3 separate regions of the Mus musculus genome follow, and all the other regions are linked to region 3. Evidence: chromatin loops called from intact Hi-C (ENCODE). Cell type or tissue: heart. All regions are shown on one strand.

Region 1 (5,000 bases), 73 kb after region 3:
GGTCAGGCCAGGAGAAATTGACTCTGTGTTTATAGAACTTTTCTAAATAGAGTATGTATTATTTATTAAAAGCTGAAATGTCATTCTTGTTAGTTACATATGCTGGATATTCCTCTCTTTAAGCCTGAATTATCTTTTCTATTTGCAGGCCATTCTATGCCGCTAACTTCCCTTCCTGTCTTCCAGAGTCCTCAAGACCCTTGTCCTAACGTGCTGCTTCCAGGGTATAAACTTAGGGAGCAGACTGACTCCTGGATGACTCCAGCACTTTTTGCTACAGGAAGCAGAGTGAACCAGAAGAGTTGGCTTCTCATCCCCATCCTAGTCAAACAGAAATGCAGAGACCATGGAGATCCTGCTGAGGTCCCTGGTCCCCTTCTTGCAATGAGTGAACTGTAAGGTTAGGCCAGATCACCCCAGAGGCCCATGCATCTGGAAATGTCTGGGTTTTCTTGAGCTCTCTACCCAATTGCAGTAGAAAGTTTTAATTGGCAGGAGTGTGAAATTACTGCAAAGTTCCATTTACAAGGCAAACAGTTCTCATTCAGCAAGAAGGGAAGAAAGCCAAGACACATAAATATCCAGGGGATCCAGCATACTGTTTTATATCAGAACAAATGTCCCAGACAAAATATTCATTCCAGATGTAAATCCAACCCAAATATCTACAGGAAGCAAATGAAGTCAGGGGAAGCTGAAGAAGTGTTTTCAGAAACATTAAATTACATAATGCCCTACACATATGTAAGAACTTAGTGGCACATCCCATTCACGTTTAATGGACTCTAAATTCATCTGAATAAGTAACTCACATGTAAACAACTGTAATGTTTACAATAACCTCATATTCATCTGAGAAAGTGCAACTGTTATTTAGAGGTAATTACTGACATTTAAAAGTCAGCTTAAGATTATACAAATTCTGGTAAATTAATACAATATTAAAGCAACTCCTAATGACTAATCACTATATCCATAGATTAAGACACCTCTCTCAACCTTCATTAGAGAAGCTTCCATTGGCAGTAGGTCATAATCGACACGTAGAGCCACAACTGACCAAGGTGCAGAGAATAAGAGACTGTAGAAAGTGAAGCTCTAAAATCAGCAAATATACTTGATTTCCTCCTCCACAGACTCAGAGATCATGGTGAAGGAGGCAGCAGAAAGAGAGTAAAAGCCAGACGAGAGGGGTGACTGGAAGAAAACAGTGTCTGTGGACACAGCAGTGCATATGAACTCCCAGCTGCTATGGCAATGTCCCCAAGACCTATGCAAGCCCAAGCCAGACAAAATCCTGGAAGTTCCACCCCTAGCAGAGGAGCTATTACAATGGCTAGCTGCTGAGAAAAGGAGGCTCCGTTTCTCTAAGAGTGTAGATCCAGATAAGCCAACCACATCTCAGTGGAAGGACTCAAATCCACAAATATTTTGGACTAGATGTGAGAAAAGTATACAAGAATGGGAGGAATGGAAAACAATGTAGACATGGGGTATACATGAGGTTGGCATGGCCTGGGAGTGGCATAGGCATGGGGTAGACATGGCACGGGCATGATGTAGACATGGTGTAGGCATAGGGTGGGAACAGTAGAAGAAGAGAGAGATCAAAGCTCATTGTATGAAATCCTTGAAGATGCTGGGTGTGGTGGCACACGCCTTTAATCCCAGCACTCGGGAGGCAGAGGCAGGCAGATTTCTGAGTTCGAGGCCAGCCTGGTCTGCAAAGTGAGTTCCAGGACAGCCAGGGCTATATAGAGAAACCCTGTCTCGAAAAACCAAAAGAAAAAAAAGAAAAAAAAAAAAGAAAGAAAGAAAGAAACTCTTGAAGAAAGAACTAATTAAAAACCCAACATAAAAAAATAAAGATGATACAAATAACTCATGAGTTTATTGCAAAGGAAATTAAAACCAGACAGTTGAACATACAGAAAAAGAAAAAAGGAAGTTCCCTTCACTCGTAAACCCCTCCACCCGACTTCTCCACCCACAGGAACCGATGATTTAAACCCCTTTTGTTCTAGATGCACATAGCTTCATAGTGTTCCTATCTGTCTCTTGCAAGGCACTACAAGACTATCTATAAATATCAGATGTCTTTATTCTGTCAAATTTAATGAAAAACTTGACAAATTTCTCACTAAAACTGAAAGTTGCTTTTCAAATGAAAATCCATTATTTATATCTCCCAGAACTGATTCTAATCAGTATTCTCCATCTCTGCTAATATTGCAGTTTTCAACATAATAAGCTAATAGCCCTGCATTCTAGAGGAAGAGATAGTGTCCACCAAGTGCAGGGTGGGAATGGCTATTTAGTTTTTGACCTCCAGGAAAATGGAGTATGTTTGTTCAGACTCTTGACCAGTTCTAGTGATGCCGCAGTGTGTCTTGCCATTCAAAAAATGCATCCAGCCTATGAGCCCTACCTTACGAACCAATACCATAATTCTCCCTGATTATTCTGAAAGGCCAGCAAATGATTGCCAGGCAGGAACGAGAGTCCAAGGAGAAAGAACCCGAGTACTTTGGGCATCCTAAATATGCAGAATTCAGGCTCCACTCCTGTGCGATTACATAACCTTATGGCTAACTGGCAAAAAAAAAGAAAAATTGTGGAGAGTGAAAAATTCAGTGAAGATTTTGCAGAGATCTCTTATACATAAAGGCAGTAGGAAAAACACTTCGTGGAATAAAATTCAATTAATCATAGATCTCATGTCCAACAAAGCATTACAGTGAGCTTGGGAAGGAGGAACGATTTTTCCATTTGTTAATTGCTGTTGTGCTATGGATCTAATACAAGCTGGCTGGCTTACGTTTATACTACCCAGAAGGTTCACTCAATAGGTAATCCATGCTTTGAAAGAGGACTCTACAAAACACAAAGTTCATTAGCTTCATCTTCATGGGATCTGGCCTCTTCTCCCCAGTAGCAAAAGGGCTGCAGCAATTTCAGCCTTTGTATTTCCTATTACAGCATTCAGTAAAAAAAAAAAAACGGAAAGCATCTGTTGGAACTCATTCTCCTTGGCATGCTCTGCACTCTTCCTGTGTGAGGAAGGAGGCGGGGTTATGCTAATCAGAATAGACAAAGAGAAGGCTGGAGAGGGAACTCAGGCCTAACCCAGCTTTGAGGGTCTTGCCTAGAAAAGGCAAGTAGTCAACACGGGGAGGCAGGTGTAAGGTCCACACCACCTAAATATCCTCAAACATCCTCTGAGATTAAGAGAGAAGCGAACGGGCCTGGTAGGAGAAGGCAAGTGAAGGAACTGGGATACTCTTCTATGGTGCTCGTCAGCCAGAAAGAAACAAGGAACAGAAAGTTTCTCTAACGGTATAAATGCTATCATATCACAACTGAAAACTATTAATTCCTGTTAGCACTGTTTGTTCCAGCACAGACTATCTCCCTTGTCAATGCTTTTCAAAGAAAAGCCAAAGTTTGTTCCATCCTCTTGTCCTTGGAATCCATCTCCCAACAGTGACGATCAGAGCGCAGTGCACACTGGGTATGCTAGAAGTAGACCTGGTGATGCTTTATCGGGGTGTGGAATGACGTCTAACTTATGCTTCGTTCGTAGAGCAAGACTGAGATTTCAAATGAGAAGTTCATTTCCAGCTCTTCGTGTTACGTACCTTTTTTTTTTTCTTTACTCCTGAGCTGTGGACTTGGTGATTTGCAAGCACTTGACGACAGACAGCACAAAAGTGAAATCAAGAACGGGAGGATGCTTTCACAGAGAGTACTCCGAACCGTTCCTCTGCTTTCAGACTAAATAGATAATTAGCTATCCAATTTAAAAGATGTTCTTGAGTGAAGATGGCACAGTGTTCCTTGGAAACGTGTTTTAAAGTTTAATGATCTTTGCTATCAGCATGAAGCTTATGTTGAAACTAACAGTGAATTGAATCTCACCATAAGAATGTTCGTTAAATGTAGAGCGTGCCTACTAAGTGGCTGTCCTGAAGTTCACACCCATGTGTCTCTGTAGAAAGTGCTCTGTAAGGAACTGGCCTTTGTTAAGCTAGAAAACTCAATTGCTCATACACCAGTTGACCAACGTCCAGGTTTTCACAATTGAAAAGCTGCCCTAAGGAAAATGCTGGGGGAGGGGAAGTATAAACATTACCCGCAGCTAAGCGTGGTGGTGGTGGTGGTGGTGGTGGTGGTGGTGGCTCCGTACTTGTAACCCCTGAACTGGGAGACTAAAGCAGAGGGAATCACTGCAAATTCCAGGCCCAGTGAGACTATCTCAAAACAGCAAGCACCGCTCAGGCCTGCCTCTCCAGGGTACATGCTCTCATTTCACTTGCCTGGTTTTTTATGGTTCCCATGGTTTTCCTTTGAGCCTTCTGCTATTTTTTTCTCAGTTATGATAAACTGATGTCTTAAATTGAACTCCACAAATAGATACAACCACTAATGTCTAGAAAAATCACTAGTTTGGGGAAACTTAGCAGGTCCCTAGCCTCAATATTTTTATACTAAGTTGTGTTTGAGTGGAAAAGAAAACGGCATCTAAAACTGAAGAGTCGAGAGAGGAGATATCAACTAATAATCAGGGAGTGACAGTTCATATCTTTGTTACCAAGGATGACTAAGCCAATAAATCCCTTCGCTAACACCAGCTGCCCATAATCTAAATATATCAGCAACCATCCCCCAGCAGTGTGCACTAAACTGCTGAGAAGCATTAATTTTATCAAAGCTTGTGGAGCTCAAGTTCATGCAGGTTTATACCCGAGCGGGTTCCAAGACCACTGCAAGCCTCTTCAAGGTGACCGAAAGCCTCCAACATCTATTATGGAGGGCCTGGGGTCCTCTGAGTCTCTTCAATGTCTCTTCAACACTACCCAGCAGCAGGGAGCTGAGCAGAGCTCTTGCAAGGAAAGTCTACAATTGTCTCATAGTGCGAAGCCATGCCTTACACTAAGTCAAACCTCCTCTCTGTCATTTCTACTGAAGCGTGTAAAGCCCTCTCCATGTGACAAGCCTTC
Region 2 (5,000 bases), 92 kb after region 3:
TGATAAGAAGGCACCTAATGTAAATAGATAAATCCAAAGTGAAGGCAGAGATGCAGGACTTCCTGATTTAGGTTACCTTGTAGGCACACATTAGACAATGCTTTTTAGAAAAATCAATGTCTGTTGTAGTTTAGGTTCAAAGGATATTGGAGAATACATAAGGAATCCGTACTCTGAGCTTTGTAAGTCCCTGTGGAACCCCACTTCTGTCTCTTATATTCAGCTAATCTCCCTTCTTAGGAAGACAGCATAGAAACCTAGAGGGAACACGGGGTCTTTATGGACATGGTACCATCCAGTTGTATAATTAGAACTGAGTCTTCAAGTCCATTCGTCTTTGTGTGAGAAACACAGCTGCCTCTGGGAGTAACAGAATATATGCTTTCCACCTTCCTGGGAGAAAGCCTGAATGGACAGGGCAGGTTTTGGCCTTCCTGTCTGTTGCTCCACATCCCATACTGTTACAGCCTCCACTTCTCCACCCATTTCTGAAGCCATTCTGTCTCATATTGATGGAATCCAAGTCCCTGCTTGTCGTCAGCTTAATGTGTAACATCACGGGTGAATCTTACTAATATCTGCTCTCTAGGATCGCATGCGGCTTTGGTGGAAGCTTCCTCTGCCTATAAGAACTTACGTCCCATCCCGCCCCCCCCCCAAAGAGTATATTTGACCTACTTCAAATTGAAACCTTGCTAATTTGATGTTTTTATCCATAAATTGTTACCTACCCAACTTTTATCTGAGAGACATTTTTTCTAAAAGTTATCTCATAAAGTACTTTTCTTTTGCCAAAAGAAATGTCTGGACTGGCAGATTTTACAGCTAAAGCAACAGTAAGTTAAAGCACAATGAGGTCATTGAAAGAACAATACTGGGCAATCGCAGCACTTGGATTCTTGGCTCTATTCAGTCTAGAAAGCACTGAGAGATTTCTTCCTCAACGTCCTTTCAGCCTCAGTTCTGAAAGCAAGAGAATTAGAAGAAGTTGTTTCTATGGTTTACTCTATGGTTTAATGAATCTAAGATACTATGGTGCTGTGTTCTTTATTGGGATAAAAACTTGCTAAAGAGAAGGAAAAGAAGCAGCAAAGACTTTATCAATTCCTGGAAACTTTTTTCAGACCACATCCTTCCATCTTTAAAACTGTGCAATCGCGCCTCCTATTCCCACTGAATTCCACAGATGATGAAAATCAAAATTTAGAGAAGTCCAAACATCTGTACAATGTCATGGGCTAAATGTCCATTACTCACTGTGTTGGTTTGGCCCCTATACACTCGTGTGTTTAAGTGCTTGGCCCATAGGGAGTGACACTATTAGGAGGGGTGGCCTTGTTGGAGTTGGAGGTGGCCATATTAGAGAAAATACGTCACTGTGGTAGGTGGGCTTTGAGGTCTCCTATATTCTCAAGCAATGCCCACTGTGACACAGTCTCCTGCTGCTTTCAGATCAAGATATAGAACTCTCAGCTCCTTTTCCAGTACCATGCCTGCATGCATTCTGCCATGTTTCCCGTCATGACAAGAAAAAACTAAGTATCTGAAGTTTTAAGCCAGCTTCAATTAAAAGTTTTCTTGTATAAGAGTTATTGTGACCATGATGTCTCTACAAGCAATGGGAACCCTAACTAAGACACCACCCCAACCCTCCAAAATATGTTAATTCACAAACTCCTGATATGAAGGTGTTTGGCATTATAGCCTTTGAGATAGCTCAATAATTAGTTTAGAAGATATGAGAATGGGGTCCTCACCATAGCATTAGTGTTTGTATTCGGTACCTCACAGAAGCATTTAAAGAAAAGTTTATCATGGTACAAGAAAGGTGGTTCTAAAAGACATGTTTACAGGACACACAGTGACAGATGAGTTGAGGTACTGGGTTGCCTTTCATCAGCCATCAGTTAGGAACATGAATATGCAGGGTAGATTTTTGCATCCTCAGTTAAACTTCTCTGAAAACACCCTGACAATGACAGGCACACCCAGAGGCATATCTCTCAGGAGATTCCAAATCCTGTCAAGTTGATAAAGGAAATCAACCCTGACAACACCTTTGTTTTTAACAAGCACCAAAGGAGTTGTGGCCCTCTCTCTCTCTCTCTCTCTCTCTCTCTCTCTCTCTCTCTCTCTCTCTCTCTCTCTCTCTCTCTCTCTCTCCCTCTCTCTCTCTCTCTCTTCCATACACTCTCCCTCGCTCCCAGAAGAAGATACAGAAAGACATCAGCCATCTGTGAGGCCAGGAAAAAAGTTCCTGCCAGGAAACAAACCAGCCAGCACCTTGATCTTGGACTCAACTCTACAAGTATGAAATGCATCTTCCTCCTGCTGGCATCTGGGTCGCAGTGCTCCGTGACGGCAGATCAGCGATGCCACCCAACATCCTGAAGTTAGAACCAGATCTGAACTCTATTTTTAAAATACATGCCAAATAAAAGTAGAGCAGAATGTCTGAAGAAACTGTACTCAGTGCAGCCTGTTACAAGACGACAGTCCCGAGCTTTAGTGCTATTACTCCAAAGGCAGGACGAGAAATTAATTGGTGCCCATGCCAATCTACTTACAACTGTATACCAAATAATCTGGAATGTTTGATGTCCAAGGGCAGCATTCCAGAGACCACCTAGCTCAAAAGTATCTCGGGAGCTAAATACTTGGTACCAAAAAAAAAAAAAAAAAAAAAAAAAAAAAATCCCTCCTAGCTAGAATAAGCATTAATCTCCCCCACACACACACCAATTGAAGTTTCTGCTGAGTGGGGAGACAGAACTTCAGAACTCTGAGATGTTCCTCAGTTGCAACTAGTAAGCCAAGACAGCACCAGGAGCTAGTTTAGCGGGAGGAAATTGGTAAGAGACAAACGATAAGAGGGAGAAGAAAATAGACGAGGGTAACAGCCTACTTCTCTCTTTCCTAGAGAGGAAGGAATCCGCTCTTGGCTTGAGCTAGGCTGCCGAAGCTATTATTTATAGCTCACAGCCTCCCAAATCAGTGATACTACTCACATGGGAAGGTTACCAGAAGCAAGGAGTGTCACTCGGGGGGATGGGGAGGCATTACTCTAGCAGATGGTGGCCATGCGAGCTGTGGCAGCCGCCAAGAGCATGATCAGAGGATTCTGTTCTGCTTTAGGGCATCTGTTTCCACGCTACGGCTGAGCCTGAAAAATCTGCTGATTCCCATCTTCCCTCCCAAACCGAGTCAGTGGCCAGATCAGCGTACAGGCCCCACGGCCCTCCAGGCAGCGTGCACTGAGCTGAGGCAGAAAATTGGAAATTCTTCTCCCTGACTCTTTAAAGGAAGGAGCTAAGTTAGCATCCCTAACTGTAGCAATTTGGACTGAATTTCATCTTGAGCATTGAACAGCAAAAGCATCAAATTCTGTGATTCCCACACTGTGCCAGTGAGAAAGTTACTGGAATAAGAAACAAGTCTGCCCATGTTCTTACCCTTGCTCCTGGAGGAATACGTCGCAGTTCCATTTGCCACTTCGTGCGCTCAGTGCTCCGGACAGTAGTATTTCTTTCTTTCTTTCTTTCTTTCTTTCTTCCTTCCTTTCTTTCTTTCTTTCTTTCTTTCTTTCTTTCTTTCTTTCTTTCTTTCTTTCTCTCTCTCTCTCTCTCTCTCTCTCTCTCTCTCTCTCTCTCTCTCTCTCTCTTTCTTTCTTTTTTTTTTCATCTTTCTTTCTTTCTTATTAGATATTTTCTATATATACATTTCAAATGCTATCCCGAAAGTTCCCTATACCCTCCCTCTGCCCTGCTCACCTACCCACTCACTCCCGCTTCTTGCCCCTAGCATTCCCCTGTACTGGGGCATATAAAGTTTGCAATGCCAAGGGTCCTCTCTTCCCAGTGATGGCCCACTAGGCCATCTTCTGCTACATATGCAGCTACAGATATGAGCTCTGAGGGTACTGGTTAGTTCATATTGTTGTTCCACTTATAGGGTTGCAGACCCCTTCAGCTCCTTGGGTCCTCTCTCTAGCTTCTCCATTGGGGGACCTGTGTTCCATCTTATAGATGACTGTGAGCATCCACTTCTGTATTTGCCAGGTACTTGCATAGCCTCCTACGAGACAGCTATAACAGGGTTTCTTCAGCAAAATCTTTCTGGCATATGCAATAGTGCCTGGGTTTGGTGGCTGATTATGGGATGGATCCCCGGGTGCGGTAGTCTCTGGATAGTCCATTCTTTCTTCTTAGCTCCAAACTTTGTCTCTGTAACTCCTTTCATGAGTATTTTGTTCCCTATTCTAAGGATGAATGAAGTATCCACCCATTGGTCTTCCCTCTTCTTGATATTCTTGTGTTTTGAAAATTGTATCTTGGGTGTTCTATGTTTCTGAGCTAATATCCACCTCTCAGTGAGTGCATATCTAATGACTTCTTTTGTGATTGGGTTACCTCACTAAGGGTGATATCCTCCAAATATATCCATTTGTCCAAGAATTTCATAAATCCATTGTTTTTAATAGCTTAGTAGTACTCCATTGTGTAAATGTACCACATTTTCTGTATCCATTCTTCTGTTGAGGAACATCTGGGTTCTTTCCAGCTTCTGGCTATTATAAATAAGGCTGCTATGAACATAGTGGAGCATGTGTTCTTATTACCAGTTGGAACTTCTTCTGGGTATATGCCCAGGAGAGGTATTGCTGGATCTTCTGGTAGTATTATTCGAGGCTTTTTCACACTTTCTCCTTTTTTTAAATTAGATATTTTCTTTATATACATTTCAAATGCTATCCCGAAAGTTCCCTATACCCTACCCCCACCCTGCTCCCCTACTCACCCACTCCCACTTCTTGGCCCTGACATTCCCCTGTACTGAGGCATATAAAGTTTGTAATACCAAGGATTCTCTCTTCCCAATGATGGCCAATTAGACCATCTTCTGCTATATATGCAGCTAGAGACACGAGCTCTGAGGGTACTGGTTAGTTCATATTGTTGTTCCACCTATAGGGTTGCAGAACACTTCACTGGCGGTTATCA
Region 3 (5,000 bases):
TTTACCAAATGAACAAAGTTAGGGCCCTTCAGTGATTGAAAAAGTGAATAAAATTTTAGTGGAAAATTTCTCCGCCATTTTGACTGTTTGCAAGTGGGCCAACCAGAGCATGGAGATTCTGGGGAAAATATGTGAGAAATGAATTTAAGTCGGTGATTATGGTTCATGTCTCCCTGCCCTTATGAACCTCTACCTGGGGGTCCACTCTGACCAACTGCTTTGTGAAAGACAAAGTTAGCTTCCCAAGTGAGCTGTTGGTGGGCTCGAAAGGAGAAATTTTATTCCACTGGATCCTTGACATCTTACGGAGACAGTCCCAGGTTTGTGCTTACCTCATGGGAAAATATGAGAAGAAAAGCAATGGTCCTCTTACAAATGTGTGAGACAGGCAGAGAAAGGGACTATGCAACAAACAGGACTCACAGGACAGGAGTCAGCCTTCTCTGGGATACGGAGCTATCTACAGTCTCCTTATATACATTCCTCCTTAGGGAAGAGCAGAAAAAGGCAAGACTATTTCTCTCTCGTGACTTCTTGAAGTCAGCAATAGAGGCATACATCTGGTCCTGATTCTGTGGGTCAACTCAAGGGCATGGAAGATCCAGATAAGATGTATCTACCAGAGAGAGAAGTATATGAATGGGGGACTAGCTGACCCTGCAGGTACCTCAGCAAACACTGTCCACCCACTAGGAGTTAACTGTGGACCTTCCCTGTTTTACTGTCTCTCTACCTCTCTGCCCCTGGATAGATCTCCAGCAGTAGAAAGCTAACCACCTCAGGCCCAGCTCTCAATCCATGAAAGATTTGAGACACTAGACTCATCCGTAGCTGTCAAAAGATTCCATGGTATATCCCACAGTCTTCCAGAAGGTTGGTAGCAAAACTGAATGCCAATTATCCATAGCAGTGATCCATTTATCGTCATCTTTACATAGGCTGGCATCCCTTCCTTCCTTATCTTACTTGTAAGTTGTCTCCTGGTACTTCCTGAGACACGGCATACCAGAGAAACCACTTGTAGTCAAGCCCTTGACTCAAGTGCAGCTTTGGGGGAGGTTACCCTAAAACACAGCCTTTCAGGAGGGAGATACCGGGTTCACATTATCTCTGGGACTCCTTCTTACTTTAAGTGCTTGGTTTAATAGAAAATCTCATGTGTTCTCAAACCAGCTACTTCATGTTGTGCCTCACAGTTACTGTGAAGAGGAGATTATACCAGCTACTGGGTGTATCTGCATTTCAGCATATGTCTGGGTCAGAAGTCACACGTGAATCCTCAAGAGATCACACTTTTTGAATGACCAATGTTTGACACAAGGATGGTGTTTATCAGTGTGAATTCTCTTTTCCTTTCTACCAGGAAACACACTTCTCTTGGCATCTAACTCAATGTGGATATGTGATTCCCAAGTGTTTTATCATCATCACAATAGATCTTAAGGACTATAAGTTCTTTCATTTCAAATCAAGTTTTGCTCAAATGAGGCAGACAGAGCCACCGCCTTCTAGTATGCATAAGCTTTCAAATTTCTGCAGACATGAACTGTTATATAGAAGGATATCTTTAACTGATATTTTAAATATCAAGTTCATTTAGCATATATATCATTAATGATTGATCCATCAGCTTCCTGGAGAACAACAAAGAATTTCAGATGTGCCTGGGACATGGAAAGAGTATGGAATGCATGTCACCCTGAAGGATTCTCCTATTCACAGTAATTGTGAGACTCCTGGTTTCTGGGCGACAGAATTTTCACTTCTCTCATTTCTAAAAGGCAACCTGGCTTCCCAGCTACAGCTCTCTGCTCCTTTAACTCAAAGAAAATCTGTGGCTCCTTTCTCATTTCCATTTTCCAAGGTCTCGCTCTCAGCTGTTCTTCTCCTCTCCTCTCATCCATCCATCCATCTCTCATGCCATTTCTCTCCCTTTCCTGAGCCCATGAGCCTCTTTTCTCCTGGTTAGCTTTCTACACCTAATCTATTACAGAATCAGACTCTCTCTCTACATGCCTTCCAGAAAATTCAATGAAAAAAAAAAAAAAACCCAAACCCATCACACCTACATCCCTGGAGCAGACACAGGTCTCAGCAGATGTTCTGAATTCCTTCTACAGGGACCTCACTACGAGGCTCTGTGCAGCCTTTAGGAATATATCCTTTAGCAACCTGCACATTGCTTTGCCCTTCCCTCTCTAACTTCTTTAAAATGAACCAGAGGAAAGCTCTTGTGATCAGAGTAGAAGAATATTGTGCTCCTGGTAGCAATAAATGCATTCCCTCATCAGATGATCAAACAAACTTTTCAGATGGAAGTTGCTGAGCCCAGACTTTGCCTTCCTCCCAGGATCCCCGAGGCCTCACCCTTCCTGTGCGAACTTGCAGACTTCCCTAACTGCCACTAGGGACCACAACTGCCTGACTCACAACCAACAGGAAGCAGGCTGTGAGGGGCCAGGTGAAATGAAGTCAAAGACACAGGAAATGCTCTGAGCCAGATTTCTATCATTGCCCCAGGTGATGTCCTTTGCCTGAGTTAGCTAACTATACAACCCAGCATCCTCCCCAGGTCGAGGCAGAGCTCAGATACCATCTGTCCCAATCTCTCACCCAAATAATAAATTCTGAAGGAAACATTCCTGCAGCTCAGCCAGGCAACTTCTGCCTGTTTGTAGAAGCCCTTGAGAAACATGTGGACAGACTCACTCCTCTCTTGTGCAAGCTACACTGCCTTGGGTTCTCCCTCACTGCTTGCTGAACACTTCCTATGGGGACCGTGTTCTTTTTGTTTCACTATTGTTAGCATGCTTGGTTTCAGGGCCAGGTTCAAAGTCAGTAACTCCAGCCACTAAAATTGATGAGGTGTTGTGACCATGTTATTATTTGCCACTGCTCTACTCTGTTGTAGGTAAATACCAGGTCTTAGGGGTAGGTGTTAAACATTCCTCACAAACAGTGTGTGGTGGAACAAGCCTGTAAGCCCAGCCCCTGGGAAGGTGAAACGGGTCACCAATCCCAAGCCATCCTGGAAAGCAAGACTCTGTCGCAAATAATTTTAAAAGAAAAAATTCTCATTACACACTAGAGTGGATATGTGCCTTTATTTAACTTCTTCCACATTTTTTAGTAATCGGGCAGAGGGATAAGAAAATAACAGCACAGCATTTTTTTTTTCTTACAATATCAAAACAAACCTTAAAATAGTACAACATTTCGAGACCTATATTTTTCCATCTCATGTAGCACCACACCTGGAAAGAATCGTCACTGAAAGAGCAATGAAAGTTAATGTAAGATGGGCAGGAAGAAAGGGAAATAGATGGAAAAGCAGAGTGTCCAGACATTAGGAAGAATCCCATGGGGTCTAGCTAGTATAGAAATATGAAGCCACTTCTCGCTTCATGCTGTGAGTGGCCATATACTAGACACTGCCAAGACATAATACCGCACAGGAACAGGCTGAGAATAGGGAAGGAGAACAAGAAAACAAGGAGCCGTGAAGAAACAGGAAAGAGAAAAGCCCTAAGAGGATATTTGCCTCACTTCACCGCTATTGCTACCAAAAGCAAGGGAGTTTCATTGTTCTCTCTCTCTCTCTCTCTCTCTCTCTCTCTCTCTCTCTCTCTCTCTCTCTCTCTCTCTCTCTCTCCCTGCCTCCCTCTCTCTCTCTCTCTCTCTCTCTCTCTCTCTCTCTCTCTCTCTCTCTGTCTCCTATTCTTGTAGCTCTGTGTAGCTCTAGTCATGACGATTTCCACAGTATTCAGCAGAAACATGCTCTACCCTCTGTATCTGGCATGCATTTGCAGCAGAGAACCCAGCATCCATACTGAGAACGGAAAACATAAGCCCTCTGACAGAAACAGAGGTTCGAAAGAACAGCTTCTTCCTGAGTTGAGAGTGTGCCTAGTTAGAACCAGAGTTGGGTGTGGGCTTGGGTTGTGCCATGCTCGGTTTTGCTGTGTTTTGTTAGGTTTTGTTTTCCAGGGGATAACATCTGGTGAGAGACCTTCAAGACGCCCAAGTAACTCTGCTGCAGGTTTAGCAGAGAAGAGCTGTGTTTGCTCAAAGACAGCTGTAGCATACACAAGGAAGACGCTTGCTGAAGGATTATTTCACACTCCCTGCTCTCTGGGTTTTGACTTTTTTCCTTTGGCCTCTACAATGCATTCCATTTGCATGTTGTTTTCCGTGTTGAGTGGAGCAGAACAGGCTGGGGAATCCAAACTGATGACTTCCAGAATCCTCTCTTAGGTCCTGGGAGTTTAACGCCTTTTCCCAGTACACTTGGAAGAGTTTCTCGGGCTATCTACAAAATCTCTCCCACGTCTGTGAATTTATTATTGAGTCTGCTGTTTCTATCGGTTAACTCTTCCAGATGGCGTTAGTTGCCTTGGAAGCTCCTGTTGTCTGTAAAATTTTACCTGAAGTTCACATCAGGCTGCTTGGTATTAAGACAAGAGTACAATGAGCAGAGATAATTGTAAAGAAGAGTCTCGGGTACTAAATATCTTTTGAATGCAATAATAAAAGATTTACAGTTTATTATTATTATTATCATCTAGTTACATCAATGAAAGGTTTCAAACACTCCAAATACCCAAATGTATTCAGTTTACATTTACAATATGCGCAGAATGGTAACCTGGCTCTGCAAAAGATAGAGCCTTTTAAAAAAAAATACAAGACATGGTCCCTGCACTCCCACAGTTTAAAATTGAACTAAACCACTGGGAACATTGAAGGGGCAGGCATGAGGAAGAGAGATCTCAGGGGGACCAGATCTGATACAGTTTTGAACAATGAGGATCCCTGCAGAGGTAAAGAGAGACAAGCTTCCAGTCTGAGAACAGCAGGATGAAAGTGTGAGAAAGGGAACCTTTAAGAGCATTCAGCAACAACCAGTAGGCCTGAAGAGGAAGCCAGCAGAGAGAGAAAACTAGTCCCTTAAGAGAGTTTCAATTGGACCATCTAGAAACTGCCATATCCAGGGATCCATC

The links. Hi-C counts contacts between places; a loop is a spot of excess contacts. Peaks named below come from ENCODE experiments on the same cell type or tissue, not always from the same donor. Only the 100,000 strongest peaks of a DNase experiment are listed, where the experiment ranks them.
Region 1: it touches region 3 in a loop (7-fold over the local background); 4 of 42 quality-filtered maps call a loop at or near these places.
Region 2: a loop joins it to region 3, with 2.6 times the contacts of the local background. A loop is called at or near these places in 7 of 42 quality-filtered maps.

The regions. Positions count from the first base shown.
Region 1 is chr14:102,880,451-102,885,450 of GRCm38, forward strand. No RefSeq gene overlaps it. Among named protein-coding and RNA genes, the nearest start is that of Gm34589, 48 kb to the left of the region's middle. In heart, no CTCF peak of the experiment used is centred here; a DNase peak (open chromatin) is centred at 3,071.
Region 2 is chr14:102,900,023-102,905,022 of GRCm38, forward strand. No RefSeq gene overlaps it. Among named protein-coding and RNA genes, the nearest start is that of Gm34589, 68 kb to the left of the region's middle. In heart, no CTCF peak of the experiment used is centred here; a DNase peak (open chromatin) is centred at 3,059; H3K4me3 peaks cover 503 bases; H3K27ac peaks cover 725 bases.
Region 3 is chr14:102,807,786-102,812,785 of GRCm38, forward strand. No RefSeq gene overlaps it. Among named protein-coding and RNA genes, the nearest start is that of Gm41234, 15 kb to the left of the region's middle. In heart, a CTCF peak has its summit at 2,393; DNase peaks (open chromatin) are centred at 2,406 and 4,176.